2 separate regions of the Homo sapiens genome follow, and region 1 is linked to region 2. The links are chromatin contacts, found by Hi-C or POLR2A ChIA-PET in ENCODE. All regions are on one chromosome and are shown on one strand. Each heading gives the region's core, a stretch centred on a gene start or an enhancer-like site at or near the end of the contact. The rest is flanking DNA. Distances are from core to core; before and after follow the strand shown. Region 1 has its middle 44 kb from the start of PTPN1. Region 2 has its middle 60 kb from the start of LINC01271.

Region 1 (7,673 bases), core at 4,437-6,936, 82 kb before region 2:
ATTTAATACTTTGGTAGATAGCACAAACTGTCCTCCAGAAAGTTTGCATCATTTTTTTTGTTTGTTTTACGTTGTTTGAGACAGGGTTTCACCCTGTCACCCAGGCTGGAGTGCAGTGGCACAATCACAGCTCACTTTAGCCTTGACCTCCTAGACTCAAGTGATCCTCCCACTTCAGGCTCCCAAGTAGCTGGGACCACACACATGCACCACCACATCTGGCTATTTTTTTTTTTTTTTTAATTTTTTGTAAAGACGAGGTCTAGCTATGTTGCCCAGGCTGGTCTCGAACTCCTGGGCTGAAGTTATCCTCCCACCTTGGCCTCCTAAAGTGCTGGGATTACAGGTGTGAGCCATTGCACCGGGCCAGTTTGCATTAATCTATACTCCCACCAACAGACATAATGATAACTCACACACAGAGATCTTGCTCTGTTCCAGGCACTATGCTCAGTGCTTTGCACATATGAAATAAATTCATGCCCACAACAGACCTATGTGGTAGGTACGATTATTGTCCCCATTTCACTGATGAGGCAATGGCAGCACTCGGAAATTAAATGACTTGCTCAAAGTCACACAGCTGGTAGGAAGGGGAGTGTTTTTAAAATTACAGATTTCCAATATCCTGCTTTTCAAATGAACTGGCCAAGGTCCAGGAATCTATTTTAAAAAGACTCCCCATATGCTGCTGATAGTCAGCCAGCTTTGGAAACCAGCTCCCTGGAGGACTTAAGTTAAAGGTGCCAAAGAGTAGGTTTCATTTATTTATTTGTTTTTAATAGAGATGAGGTCTCGTTATATTGTCCAGGCTGGTCTTGAACTCCTGGGCTCAAGCAATCCTCCCACCTTGGCTTCCCAAAGTGCTGAGATTACAGATGTGAGCCATCGTGCCTGGCCCAGTTTTTGTTATTTTTTTTAATGCCGCTATAACATAGGGGCCTCCTTGGCAGGCATCTTTAGATGGTCTTAAGTATTTGTTGAACAGGAATAAACTGATATAAGTGAATCAAACTTGTATACTTCCGTTAAAGAAAAAAAAAAAAGAAGGCCAAGTGCGGTGGATCATATCTGTAATCCCAGGCACTTTGGGAAGCCAAGGAGGGAGGATCACTTGAGTCCAGGAGTTTGAGACCAGCCTGGGAAACACAGTGAGACTACATCTCTAAAGAAAATTTTACAAAGAAAATTAGCCAGGCATGGTGGTGCACACCTATAGTCTCAGCTACTCAAGAGGCCAAGGTGGATCACTTGAGCCAAGGAGTTCAAGGCTGCAGTGAGCTATGATCACACCAATGGACTCAGGCCTGGGTGTCAAGCAAGACTCTGTTTCAAAAAAACCAACAAACCAAAAGAAGAAGAATCAAGAAGAAGAGAAGAAGGAGGAGGAAGAGGAGGAGGAGAAGGAGGAGAAGAAGGAGAAGGAGAAGGAGAAGGAGGAGGAGAAGGAGAAGAAGGAAGAGAAGGAGAAGAAGAAAGAAGGAAGAGGAGGAGGAGGAGGAGGAAGAAAAAGAAGAAAAGAAGAAGGAGGAAGAGCTTTATTTATGTATGCCAGGCCAACTTCTTTAGAGGTGTATTATTAGAACATAATTTCGTCTGTGGGGCCCAGAGACATAAAATAAGAGACTGAAATATGATAAGCGTTTATTTGTTTTTCACAGGGATGTCTGAGCTGGGCGGTGGCTCTGTACCAGAAAGTTGTCAGAGGCTTGGGCCCCTAACTTGTTGTCCCATTCTCACCAGCATGTGGACCCCATCCAGAGGTCCAAATGGCTGATCACCTTGTTTGCTGTCCCATGTTCTGCTCACATCTCATTGGCCATACCTCAGTCACATGGCCGCTTCTTGCTGCAAGGGAGGCTGGGAAATGTAGTCTTTACTGCAACCAGCCATGTGTTTCCACGGAGCATTTACCTCTATAGAAGGGAAAAACTGATACTGGGGACAACTCTCAGACTCTACAACTGGAGGCATTATTACAGAGCTTAGAATTTAGATTCTGGAACAAAATAGATTACTCATTCCCAATAACAGCACTATGCCATATGGTTTCAGAATTTTAGCTGACCATGACTGCCAATTTCAGGAGGCCCACTTGGCTGGTCTTGGGGTTTGTGATATGCCTTATGGTTGTATAATGCAATAAGCACATGTGGGGTCACAAACTAATCAACAGCAATAGATTCAAGCCAACAACGTTTCTTTTTAAATTTCTTCTCAAGGGTGTCTTTGTCAGTGTCAGAAGAGAGGTTAATTAATATTTTGCTGATTATGTAAGAAGTTACATGTAGAAAAACCAAGATTTCTTTTGGCTCTAAGCATCTACTTTTTTTCAGCAGTATTTTAATTCCATAGATATGTTGGTGTCCAGGGAGGGCCTGAATCGCCTGCCCCTTATTCTAGTCCTATCTTCGGTATTAACAGACTATCCCTGCCCCCGCCACCACCTGAATACAACTTGATTCCAAATAAGGAAACAAGGAAAGTGAACAAACTTATTCGTGGGACCCATACTAAGTCCTAGGCACTCAGCTGGGTGAATAAGCCTCCTTCTTGTGGTGGGTGACGATTGTTTTTACCTACCTGGCTCCCATTTCCTCTGCCCCTGTAACAGCATCACAGTTTTTGTAGAGAAGACTCCTGGCTCAGTGTCAGCTCACATGGTTTAGATGGGGCTGAGCCTACTTCTGGATTTAAATACAGGCATCCGACCCAGGCCTGGACAATCAGTGTGCTCCACTCCAAGGATTCAATTCTGTACTTTTTCCAGAACACTGGGAAAGAGAAGTTTTTTTGTTTTTTGCTTTTGAGGCGGAGTCTTGCTCTGTTGCCCAGGCTGGACTGCAGTGGAGCGATCTCGGCTCACTGCAACCTCTGCCTCCCAGGCTCAAGCTATTCTTGTGCCACAGCCTCCCAAGTAGCTGGGATTGCAGGCACCTGCCACCATGCCTGGCTAATTTTTTTGTATTTTTAGTAGAGACAGGGTTTCACCATGTTGATCAGGCTGGTTTTGAACTCCTGACCTCAAGTGATCTGCCAGCCTCAGCCTCCCAAAGTGCTGGGATTATAGGCATGAGCTACCGCGCCCAGCTGAAAGAGAAGTGTTTCAGCTGGACTTGAAGCTCGTGCAGCATGGGCCTGGAGCCGTTGTTGTCTACCTTTTGCCATCATGTACTCATTCCTTCATTCAGCAAATACTTACTGAGCACCTATTATGTGCCAGGCAGTGTTCTAGGCACTGGGCTATAAAGTGGAAAACAAAACAAAACAAAACAAAACCCACAAAATCCTTGCCTTTAAGGAGGGAGTTGACGTTCTAATGGGGACAGGGATACAGAAAATAAACACATAAATGTGAAATATGGTCAAAAGATGATAGGTGATACGGAGCAAAAAACAAAACAAAACAACAGCAAAGGCTGGGTGTGATGGCTCATGCCTGTAATCCCAGCACTTTGGGAGGCTGAGGCGGGGGGATGACTTGAGGTCAGGAATTCAAGACCAGCCTGACCAACATGGTACAATCCCATGTCTACTAAAAATACAAAAAATTAGCTGGGCATGGTGGCAGACTCCTGTAATCGCAGCTACTCTGGAGGCTGAGGCAGAGGAATTGCTTGAACCCAGGAGGTGGAACTTGCCGTGAGCTGAGATCGTGCCACTGCACTCCAGCCTGGGCTACAGAGCGAGACTCTGTCTCAAAAAACCAACCAAACAAAAAACAAACAACAACAATAACAGCAGCAAAAACCAAACAGGATAAGGAGGGCAGGAGTATGCAGGGGCTATGACATGTTGTCCAGGCTGGTCTCAAACTCCTGACCTCGGGTAATCCATCCGCCTTGGCCTCCCAAAGTGCTGGGATTGCAGGCGAGAGCCACTGCATCAGGCCAGTATATTTATTTATTTATTTATTATTATTTTAGACAGAGGCTCGCTCTGTTGCCCAGGCTGGAGTGCAGTGGCACAATCTCAACTCATCACTGCAACCTCCGCCTCCTGAGTTCAAGCTATCCTCCCACCTCATCCTCCCTAGTAGCTGGGACTACAAGCGTGCACCATCATGCCTGGCTAATTTTTTTTTTTTTTTAGTAGAGATGGGTTTCACCATGTTGGCCAGACTGGTCTCAAACTCCTGACCTCAAGTAATCTACCCGCCTCGGCCTCCCAAAGTGCTAGGATTACAGGCGTGAGCCACTGCACCAGGCCAGTTTATTTATTTATTTATTATTTTTTGAGACAGAGTCTTGCTCTGTCACCCAGGCTGGAGTGCAGTGGCACAATCTCGGCTCACTACAGCCTCCGCCTCCTGGGTTCAAGCGATTCTCCTGTCTCAGCCTCCTGAGTAGCTGGGAGTACAAGCGCGTGCCATCACACCCAGCTAATTTTTGTATTTTTAGTAGAGACAGGGTTTCACCATATTGGCCAAGATGGTCTTGAACTCCTGACCTCGTGATCCACCCACCTCAGCCTCCCAAAGTGCTGGGATTACAAGCGTGAGCCACTGCACCCGGCCCAGTATATTTATTTTTAAAGGAAACTTAATAACTCTACTGCATCAGCCAACTCGAGCTATGTTTTACTGCAATAACAAACAGCCCCAGCATCTCAGGAGCTTGTTAATGACAAAGGTCGATTTCTTATTCATATTGAGAATATGAATCCTCAGTTATTTTCTCATTACTTGTTGGTTGTGGGTCACTGCAGCTCTGGGCCGTATGTCATCTTTACTCTGATCCAGGTTAAAGGTGCAGCCCATTCCTGGGGCAGGCCATTCTCACAGCAGAGATAAACCACATGACAAAGCCGCTTCTCGAAAGCTTAGCTCACACTCTGTTGCCCAAAGGAAGTCACACAGCCAAGCCTGACTTCAGCCGGGAGGGTCACCAGGGAATTGCCAATGGGATAAATACTTTGACAATAATACAATCTACCACATCTACTGTAAAGGGAAAACCAGCACCACTTGCTCTCAATAGAAGGTGACCACAAAAAGTAAATATTATGAAAACATGTAACTTTATTAAATTCTAGCCAAATAATTTTGCCTTCTGAAGGCACTAAGTCTGAGGCCCACTCTCAAACAGAAAGTTCGGAAGGGAGGCAGGTAAGTGTTAGAAAGGCGTTAATGTCATGTTCCTATCAAACTGAGACTGCCGCCTAGATGCCATCAGAATGATTGACAGAGAATGAAATGTTATTTGATACTGGGGTGCTGTGCCCACCAAGATCTCCCCACGAATCCCACTGGTATTTGTTCTATACTTTGGAAGACCCAGCTTCAGAATCGCTCTAGGGGAGTAGAGAAGGAAACTCAGTGTCTGAGGGAGGGATGATAATGACAGCCACCTGTTAGGGGTGCCGCTATGTTGCACAGTTTCATGAATGGGGCCCCTGAAGTTGTGCAACATGGCGGTCCTGGAGAGAATCTCTGCGGGTTACCTCATTTAATTCCCACCTCCGCTCTGCCAGGTAGGCAGGATTACCTCCATTTCGCAGCTGAAAAAACTCAGATTCAGGGAAGTTCAGTGCCTGGCTCAGGACCGCAGCTGGAGGGGTCGGGGAGAGGCTCTAACCCTCCGGCTTGAAGGTGTAGTTTCAGACTTGGCCACTTGGTGTCACTCTCTCCAAACTGTCGGAAGAACCTCTGAGCTGGCCGGTTTGTGGGGGACTCCGGGCCCAGCTAGTTGCACACTGATCCCCAGTCCGGCAAAGCGGCCCCTCCTGTCCTCCCTCCGCCCTGTCACCCTTGCGGGGTGCAGAATTTCTGCCTGTTCCCTGTTTGAACTGGGTCTCTGAGTACGCCTGAGCCAAGTACTTCACAGGCATGATCTCACTCGAGCCTGCCAGCAGCAATGTGGTCTCAGACTACAGATGAGGAAACTGAGGCCAACGGCGTAGGAGCAACTTGCCCAGCTAGTAAGTGGCAGTCAGAGTTTGAACTCAGGTCTGAGTTAGAAGCTTGGCGTTTTGATGCCCAGAAAGTGCATGGTAGGACAGTTGTATTAATTCTCGATTTTTCATAGAATATATTTCCAACCCACTCCTCAGTCTCTGTAATGTCCTTGGCAATGAAAATAATCTGCCTGTTTAGAGAAGTGTATGTGTTTTTGGTCTTTTCTTTTTTTCATGTAGAAGTTAGTTTTCCCCTGACTACCAAGAGAACACTGAGGTGTTTACTTACTTAATTTTTAAAAAAATTATCTGAATATACCTTGATAATTATTTATTTTATTTTATTTTATTTTATTTTAAGACGGAGTCTCGCTCTGTTGCCCAGGCTGGAGTGCAGTGGTGTGATCTGGGCTCACTGTAACCTCTGCCTCCCAGGTTCAAGTGATTCTCCTGCCTCAGCCTTCTGAGTAGCTGGGACTACAGGTGAGCACCACCACACCCAGCTAATTTTTTTTTTTTTTTGTATTTTTAGTAAAGACGCGGTTTCACTATGTTGCCCAGGCTGGTCTCAAACTCCTGGGCTCAAATGATCCTCCTGCCTCGGCCTCCTAGAGTGCTAGGATTTACAGGCATGGGCCACCACACCCGGCTGGTAATTATTTTTTTAAATTAGAAAATCTAAGTAAAAAGAACAAAATATAGCCAGAAGTGGTGGTGCATGCCTGTGGTCCCAGCTACTTGGGAGGCTGAAGCTGGAGGATCACTTGAGCCTAGAAGATCAAGGCTGCAGGGTGCTATGATTATGCCACTGTACTCTAGCCTAGGTGACAAAGTGAGACCCTGTCTCTGTATTTTTTAAAAAGAACAGACCGGGCACAGTGGCTCACACCTGTAATCCTAGCACTTTGGGAAGCTGAAACAGAGGGATCGTTTGAGCCCAGGAGTTCAAAACCAGCTTGGGCAACTTAGTGAGACTTCGTCTTTACAAAAAAAAATTTAATTAAAAATAAAAAATCAGCCAGGCATGGTGGCAAGTGCCTATAGTCCCAGCCACTCAGGAGGCTAAGCTGGGAGGATCACTTAAGCCCAGGAGGCAGAGGTTTCAATGAGTGGTGATCGCATCACTGCACTCCAGCCTGGGTGATAGAGCAAGATCTTGTCTCAAAATAAATAATTGATTAGAGAAATAATAAAAAAAGAACAAAATAAAAGTCGCTTCTAATTCACATCAGCCACCCAGAGATAAGTGCTATTGACACGTTGGAGCATATCCTTCAAGGCATTTTTCTCTCTGTCATCTATCAATGCATTAAAAAGTTCCATTTTTAAAAACTAACAAGGGATTGTATTCATATGCAAAAATTCAAAAGATACCAAAAGATTTACAGTGGGTCTTCTCCCTCTAATCCTTAACCCCCATCCCCAGCTTTAAAACTCCAAGCTTCCCTCCCCAGAATCCATTCTGGTTATCATTTCTTGGGGATCATTACAGAGACATCCAGAACACAGATAAGCAAATATGTGCGTGGATTCCTGTACTCATTTCTCTAAATAGAAGCACACCACACACCCTGTTCTGCACTGGGATTTTGTTTTTTTCAACTTAGCAATGTACCTTGGCAGATCTTTCCAGATCAGCACTAGGAGAGCATTCTTTGCACATTCCATTGTCTGAATATAATAATTTATCTAACAAGTTTTCTGGTGATAGTCACGGAGGTATTTCCAGGGTTTTTCTGCAACAAACAATGCTGCAATTAGTATCCCTTTCACAGAAG
Region 2 (7,771 bases), core at 1,647-4,146:
GGAGGGAGTTTGAGGTGGGGCTGAGGCTGAGGGTGCTGAGGTCAAAGCAGGAGAAAGATCTGGGAGTTCTGTGAGATGTTCAGGTGGCCTGCCCAGTTGGCAACTGGACTCAGGAGAGAGCCCACTAATGGATTTGGGGGTCTTTAGTGCCAACGTGGTGACTGAAAACTAGAGAATGGTTGGGATGGCCCAGAGACCACACATAGAGACAGAAGAGAAGAGCTGGCATGGAACGCTTAGGGCCCCACAGTGTTTGAAGGGAGAGAGAAGAGGAACCCATATATGAGACCAAAACAAAGTCAGAGAGATCGGAGGAACATCAGCAAACAGTGATGATAAGGAAGACAGTCGCCCATGTGACTGTGGTTCCTCCCACAAAAGGGATGGAGTGTATTTGCCCAGCCTTGACTTCAGTTCGGCCATGGGACTTGCTTTTGCCAATAGCATGAGATGAAAGTGACAGTGTGTCATTTTGAGACCAAGCTTTAAGATCTCTTGAATGTGGCTGGGCGTGGTGGCTCATGCCTGTAATCCCAGCACTTTGGGAGGCTGAGGCAGCGGGTCACAAGTCAGGAGTTTGATACCAGCCTGGCCAACATAGTGAAACCCCAGCTCTACTAAAAATATAAAACAATTGGGCGGGGCGCAGTGGCTCACATCTGTAATCCCAGCACTTTGGGAGGCTGAGGCAGGCAGATAACGAGGTCAGGAGTTCGAGACCAGCCTGGCCAACGTGGAGAAACCCCATCTCTACTAAAAATACAAAAAATTAGCTGGGTGTGGTGATGCACACCTGTAATCCCAGCTACTCAGGAGGCTGAGGCAGGAGAATCGCTTGAACCCAGGAGGCAGAGGCTGCAGTGAGCAGAGATCCGCGCCATTGCACTCCAGCCTGGGTGACAGAGCAAGACTCCATCTCAAAAAAAAAAAAAAAGAAGGAAGGAAGGAAGGAAAGGAAAGAAAGAAAGAAAGAAAGAAAGAAAGAAAGAAAGAAAGAAAGAAAGAAAGAAAGAAAGGGAAAGAAAAAGAAAGAAAGAGAGACAAAATAATTAGCTGAGCATGATGGCACACACCTGTAATCCCAGCTACTCGGGAGGCTGAGGCAGGAGAATTGCTTGAACCCAGGAGGCGAAGGTTGCAGTGAGTTGAGATCACGCCACTGCACTCCAGCCTGGGTGACAGAGTGAGACTGCATCTCAAAAAAAGAAAAAAAGAGATCTCTTGCATGTTTCCACGTGGCTGTTGTGCCTGTGCCCCCACTATCAGCAGCCATGCCCAGAATGGCCCATTGGTCCCAGGAAAAGGGCGAGGGACCCGTGAGGCAGAGCAGAGCCAGCCCAGCCAAGACAGCAGAACTCCAGCTGAACAGGAAATATATTAATGGGTCCAGCCAAGGTCCACCAACCTGCAGCCAACTCCCTATTCAAGAGAATAACAGGTTGGGGGTGGTTTCTCAGGCAGCATTCTTGTAGGCATAGGTGACTGATCCACGCTGTGAGATGGAAATGAAATCGCAGTGAGCTGAACTGAAAAGAGGATGGAACAGAAGAAGTTCCGGTGAATAGAGGTGGAGCAGACATTGTCAACTGCCCAACCACAGCTCTTTTCAACTCTCCTCCCTAGGTGGGAGAACACTTTTTTTTGAGGGGGCATCAGCACATGCCTTCAAGGAAGGGACCCCCTCCTGAAACTGAGGGGATAAAACAAGTCTCAGGATGGAAGCCCACACACTGAGGATGGTAGAATGCAAACAGAAAGAGAACACAGGTTTTGGAAGATGTCTTTCAGCCATTGTATCAACAATTCTTGAACTACTGGGGCAGACACTGCTCAGTGCCTGCCCAATGCCCTCGCTCCTTTTCTTCCTTGTTGACAGAACCCTGACTTTATTGGGATGGCAATGAGCCAGCAAAACGCACTCACTCCCCTAGACTGCCTTGCAGCCAGGAATGGCCACGTGATCCAGCATGACCAATGATATGAAAGCCAAATTTTCCCAGTGGGGCCCCCAGAAGAGCTTTCTGAAAAGAGACAAACATGGTGGACACACTGCTCTGCCCTTGTCCCCTCTTCCAGCCTGTAATGTGGACATGAGCTGAGGGTGGAATGGTCATGCTGCAATTATGGCCAACCATGAGGACAGAAGCCACATGTTCGAGATGGCTAAGCAAAAACTGGGAAAGTGACCAGGTGCGGCGGCTCATGCCTGTAATCCCAGCACTTTGGGAGGCTGAGACGGGCAGATCACTTGAGGTCAGGAGTTCAAGACCAGCCTCGCCAACATGGCAAAACCACGTCTCTACCAAAAATACAAAACTTAGCCAGGCGTGGTGGCGGGCGCCTGTACTCTCAACTACTCGGGAGGCTGAGGCAGGAGAATTGCTTGAGCACAGGAGGCAGAGGTTGCAGTGAGCCAAGATCACACCATTGCCCTCCAGCCTGGGCGATAGAGTGAGACTCTGTCTCAAAACAATAACAACAACAACAACAAAACTGGGAAAGAACCTGAACCCCTGGTAGCACCCCTGAGTCACCCCATCAGCTCTGGATGCCTCTGGATTTCTTGTAGCAGGGGACAATATAAATAAATGCTGCCAGGGGTCAGGGTCTGTGTTCCTCGAAGCTGAATGCATGCCTGTCAGAGCCGCCATGCCATCTCTGGGTTTTCTGAATGTACAGGAAGACACACTTCCTTAATGATAAAGTCATTTGAGTTGAGTTTCCCTGCCCCTTGCAGTTGCATGTGTCCCAGGGAATACCTGGGTTTTGTAGTGAGCTGACTTCTAACAAACTGAGATATGCCTGATTCTAGACTTGAGTGAAATGGGGAAAAGGGAACACTTTTGCCATTCCTGGAACACCCGCTGGTGAGACAGAGGCCACATGATTTCCTGTGCACGTTTCTGCCACGATCGTTCTAGTCCTTAGCTAAGGACTCAGGGTCTACTTCCACTTTTGATATCTGTGTACTAATCACCTTCAGGTAGGTTTTTCTCCCTGGAGGAAGAAGCCAAGGTTCAAGGAGGAAAATTTACTATCCAAGGCACGCAGCCAAAGCTAGACTGAAACCCAGGTCAGCCTGATGCTGAGACGATCCTTTTTTTCTCCTTTCTGGGTTCCTGTCTCCTCATCGGTAGAATGAAGAGATTATTCAAGATCAAAGTTTTTCAAAAATTTCGTTTCAAAGCAGGCAAAACCCTTTTACAACTGAACCTTTACTTGTCCAACCTATAAAAAAAAGATGAAAGAGAAACATCTCTGAGTAAGGAGGGTCAGGCTGCCTGCAGCTCCACCCCAAGCCCCATGGCCTACAGGCACCTTGCTGGAATCCTGGGATTTGGGGGAACTTTCAGGAAACGCCAGCCTAGATTATCTCAGGGCCTTTCGAAAAGTCTCTGATTTTTCAAATATTGCTAAAATGTTGCACAGAAGACAGGCACGCACATGGCAAAACAAAAACAAAAACAGAAGCCACAAGTTTTCCTTTCAACAGTGCAAACGGACAGGCAAAATATCATCCTTCCTCCCATCTCTGACTTGCCATTTTTACCACGCGAAAGTCAGGAAACCTGAGCATCTACCAGCAAATAGGTAAACACATTCCTCACTCTCTCCTTAAGACACACACAGACACACACACACAGACACACAGAGACACACACACACAGACACACAGACACACACACACAGAGACACACACACAAACACACACACGCACACACAGACACACACACACACACACACACAGACACACACCCACACACACTTTGTAGCATTCTATAATCACTGTTTTTCATCTCATTTTTCTAGGCTAATATTACATCTTGGCTGTTGTTTCAAATCAGTACAGCGATATCTGCTTTATTCACTTCAGTCTCAGCACAGGATTGAAATACTCTTTAATTCATGCAGCTACGAAGGCCCCTAATCTTGGATATTCACATTGTTTGGAGGCTTTTGTTATGTCAAAGGATGCTGCAATGAAGGTCCTTATATAATGCATCTAGGTGTACATGTGTTGATTTAGATCCTTCCTTCCTTCCTTCCTCCCTCCCTCCCCTCCCTCCCTCCCTCCCTCCTTCCTTCCTTCCTTCCTTCCCTCCTTCCTCCCTCTTTCTCTCTCGTTCTTTTTCTTCTTGCTTATTTTCATTTTCAAATTTTTATTCCACGAACATGTACCATTTGTATAATAATTAAAAGGGTATGTTTACAGACCCAGGACTCAAACTTCAGCCAAGTTAGATAAACAGCCCCACGCATAAGCACAATTCAGAAAGAAAAAAATCCAGCCCCTGCTGCTGAGGCCTGTTTGGCCGGGAGGTGGCATCGCTGGAGAATCTCATGCCAAGATCCAGCCCCTGCCTGTTGCGATCATCCTGGAGAGCAGGGCCTGGGTTCCAGTCCTGGCTGAGCCACGAACTTCCTGGGTGACCCAGGTAAATCACTGTGCTAAGTATGGTACCTTCTCTGGGGAGGTTGATGTTATTATTCCCACTTCCCAGATGAAGAATATTAAAGACTGAGAAATGAAGCACTTGCTAATCTCTCCTACATCAATCAAGAAGTCATCCGGCCTAGAAATGCACCCTGAGTCTTCCCTACCTCCCCGGCAAATATCACCTCACCCACGAGGATTGCCAGCTCTGCCCTCACAATAGAGCTTCTCCCTTACCAAATCCTCAGCATGGCCTTCGAGGCCCTCTGTGGTCTGCACCCCCACCTCTCCAGCTTCACCCACGTCCCCATCCCTGCACTGCACTCTTCCCTGGCTCTCTCTGCACCAGAGCGCCAGGCTCATCCCACTGCAGGGCCTTTGCATTCGCTGCGCCCTTTGCTTAGATGCCTTTCCTTCCCAGCAGGCCCAGGACTAGGTTGGGGCAAGTGAGATCCCCAGGGTGAAGCTTTCAGGAGGCTCTCACTCTCAAATGCCAACCTGCGCGTGGCTGAGACTGAGAGCAAGCGCCTCCTTCTATCCTGCATGCGAGGCACCTCCTGAGCCCCTCCCTCATTAGGGCTGGCTTCCTGGATCCGGCTCTTCTCATGACTGGGGTCTTTGCTTAAATGACCCCTCCGCACAGAGAGTTCTCCCTGACTGTCTCAAACGGGCAGCCCTGCTGTTCTCAAACCTACCGCACTGTCTTATTTTCTTCATTGCCCTAATTTCAGAATTTGTGTTTTGTGCCCATCTCTGCCTACTAGATTAAAAGTTCTATGAGGGCAGCGACTGTGTCTGCCTCGTTCTCAGATATTTCCCCACTGCCCAGCACAGGGCCAGCACTCAGGAGACAGTCAATACCTGGAGTGAATGAATGAATGAATGAATGGGCTAGTCAGTGTCAGAGCTAAGGTTTGAACCCAGGTTTGCCTGCCTCCAAAGTCAGTCATCCCGGCCATGACCGAGAAAGGCGAGAGTGGGATCTGATCACGCAGGGGACCTGGGACTATGGCTGGTGTCCCTGCCTGTCCTGCTGGGAACCCTGCATCGCAAGGACAGGTTTTCTGAGGAAGCTTCTAGGAAGGGAGGGGTTTGGCCCCAGTCACCAGGGACTTCTCCGAGCCTCAGGCCTTCGGTGGGGCCAGCTGTGGCCCCCCTTCTCCGTTCTAGTTTTTATTTTTAGCGTCAAGTTTTTGGGCACAGTAGACTCTCCTTAGGAAAAGTCCAACGAGAGGACAAGGGAGGCGGTTTTGAAATCCGGTGGGAAAGTAGGTCAGGCTGGGTTGCTGGCCGGACTCCAGACGATAAGGCCTGTGTGGAAGTTTAATAACGTGAGCGGCCATATCCATGACATAATTCATAACTGAGAGGAAATAGCAATTAAGGGGCAATTGTGCAACGCGAGACAAGCCTCCTTCACAGCTCATAAAAGCAGGAGGAGGAAGAGACGACGCTGTCATTCCGGGGCCGCTGGGGGCCTGGCTGGCGGCCTGTGGGGATCTGGGGATAAGTCAGTCTGTACCTTGGGGGGTTTGCACTCATCTTTCCTCGCCCCCTCAGGACCCAGGGAGCTGGGAGGATGTAGAAGCAGACCGAGCGCCTACTACGTGCCTGGCTCAGGGTCGGGCTGGGGTACGAGTGTAAAAACGCCGGGTGTTTCGCTGCGGCTGGGAGGTTTGGATGCAGCTGCGCTATTTTGGCGTTGCCTTGTCAAAACGGAAAATTGCTTTGATTATCAAGTGAACTGTACCCCAGACACCCGGATCCTTAGTCCATCTCCCCTGCCCCCACCCTTCAGCGACTGTGGACTTTCAATTTCTCTTGTATTCGTTTTTCTGTGTGGTGGTTCCACAAGCACCATTTGCTTTTATCATTAGTTTTTAAAAAGCTACTAAATCCACACTGGCCCCTTCTCTGTTCCTTGAACTGGCCAAGTGTGTGCTGTCGCCGGCCCTTTGCGCTTGCCGTGGCCTCTGCCTGGGGGTTGCTTTGCTTTTCCGCTAGAGATCCATGTGGCTTGGCCCTCACCTCCTTCAGGTCTTCACCCAAACGCCTGCTTCCCTTGGAGCCCCAACTGACCAGTCTTTTTAAAACTGCAAACCCACCTGGCGTTCTGGATCTACTGTTCCTGCTTTATTTTTATCTACAGCACTTACCACCAATTAACCCTCTCCACAGGCTGTTCACTTATTTTGTCGTCTGCTTGTTCCCACCAGCGCCACCAGCAAAGGAATTTTTGTCCGTCTTGTTCTTGGCTGCATCCCCAGCACCAGAAACTGTGCCTGGGGCATAGTAGGTGCTCAGTGAATATTGGTGAATGAATGAATGAATGAATGTTTGCCATTGTAACTGACGGCCCATGAGATTATAATATGTTGACTTTGTTATTATAAAGCTCACCATTCACTGTTTGCTTTGGGGATGGCCTGAGAATGACTCAAGGTCAAGCCTTCTTGGATGCTGCTGGTGGGAGCAGAAGTTGGAGTGACCAGGGCTGGCTCAGCTGGCTTGGGTATTTGCAGCTGACACCTGTTCTGACTGGTCAGGGATCAACTTGGATATCACCGCTCCCCTCTGCCCTTTCTAAAGAGCTCCTTGGCCATTTCTGTCAAAATTTTAAACACATCCACCAGCTGACCCCACCTGTTCATAAGCATTTTCGTGCAAAGGAGCAAAGCTCTGTATGCAAAAGGGGTTTCTTGGCTGGGCACGGTGGCTCACACCTGTAATCCCAGCACTTTGGGAGGCCCAGGCGGGTGGATCACCTGAGTTCAGGAGTTCAAGACCAGCCTGGCCAACATGGTGAAACCCCGTCTCTACTAAAAAAAAAATACAAAAATTATCGGGGCGTGGTGTTGCGCGTGTGTAATCCCAGCTTCCCGGGAGGCTGAGGCAGGAGAATTGCTTGAAGCCGGGATGCAGAGGTTGCAGTGAGCCAAGGTCGCACCACTGTGCTCCAGCCTGGGCAACAGAGCAAGACTCCATCTCAAAAAATAAAATTTAAAAAAGGGGAGGGGTTCTTGCAGAACTCTTCACAACAGCGCATGTACATACACACACACACATACACACACTCTGACTCCCACAATCAAGGATACACACATCCCCTCCCCACACTCACTCACACACTCATGTAATTAACCATATACACTTATTTTGTCATTCACACACCCAGACGCACACGAGTACATGCTCAGCAATGTGCTGGCACACTCAGCCATACACGCTGCCCCCTGCCCGGCTCCCACACACGGCACACAGATGCCTACTCACTCACACATGCTTAGCCACACACGTGCACACACACACACCTGTGCACAAGCTCACTCACCTTCC

The links. A loop is a pair of places that touch in the nucleus more often than their neighbours do. ChIA-PET counts read pairs that join two places held with the same protein, here RNA polymerase II (POLR2A). Pooled maps may share reads with other maps.
Region 1: a loop to region 2 is called in a map of MCF 10A, with 5 times the contacts of the local background. The contact joins two enhancer-like sites. A Hi-C loop is called at or near these places in 35 of 168 maps with a recorded cell type or tissue (CD14-positive monocyte, Caco-2, GM12878 and 26 more), 5 of 37 single-sample maps with no recorded cell type and 32 of 50 pooled maps. POLR2A ChIA-PET finds 5 or more read pairs at or near these places in 8 of 52 experiments (A673, GM12878, HepG2 and 4 more).

Annotation. Positions count from the first base shown.
Region 1 is chr20:50,462,369-50,470,041 of GRCh38, reverse strand. No RefSeq gene overlaps it. Among named protein-coding and RNA genes, the nearest start is that of PTPN1, 44 kb to the left of the region's middle. Within about 2 kb of position 5,686, at least 2 of the 41 ENCODE cell types and tissues checked have a DNase peak (open chromatin) inside an H3K27ac peak, as active enhancers do.
Region 2 is chr20:50,377,441-50,385,211 of GRCh38, reverse strand. No RefSeq gene overlaps it. Among named protein-coding and RNA genes, the nearest start is that of LINC01271, 60 kb to the right of the region's middle. RefSeq lists a silencer at 5,716-6,144. Within about 2 kb of position 2,896, at least 12 of the 41 ENCODE cell types and tissues checked have a DNase peak (open chromatin) inside an H3K27ac peak, as active enhancers do.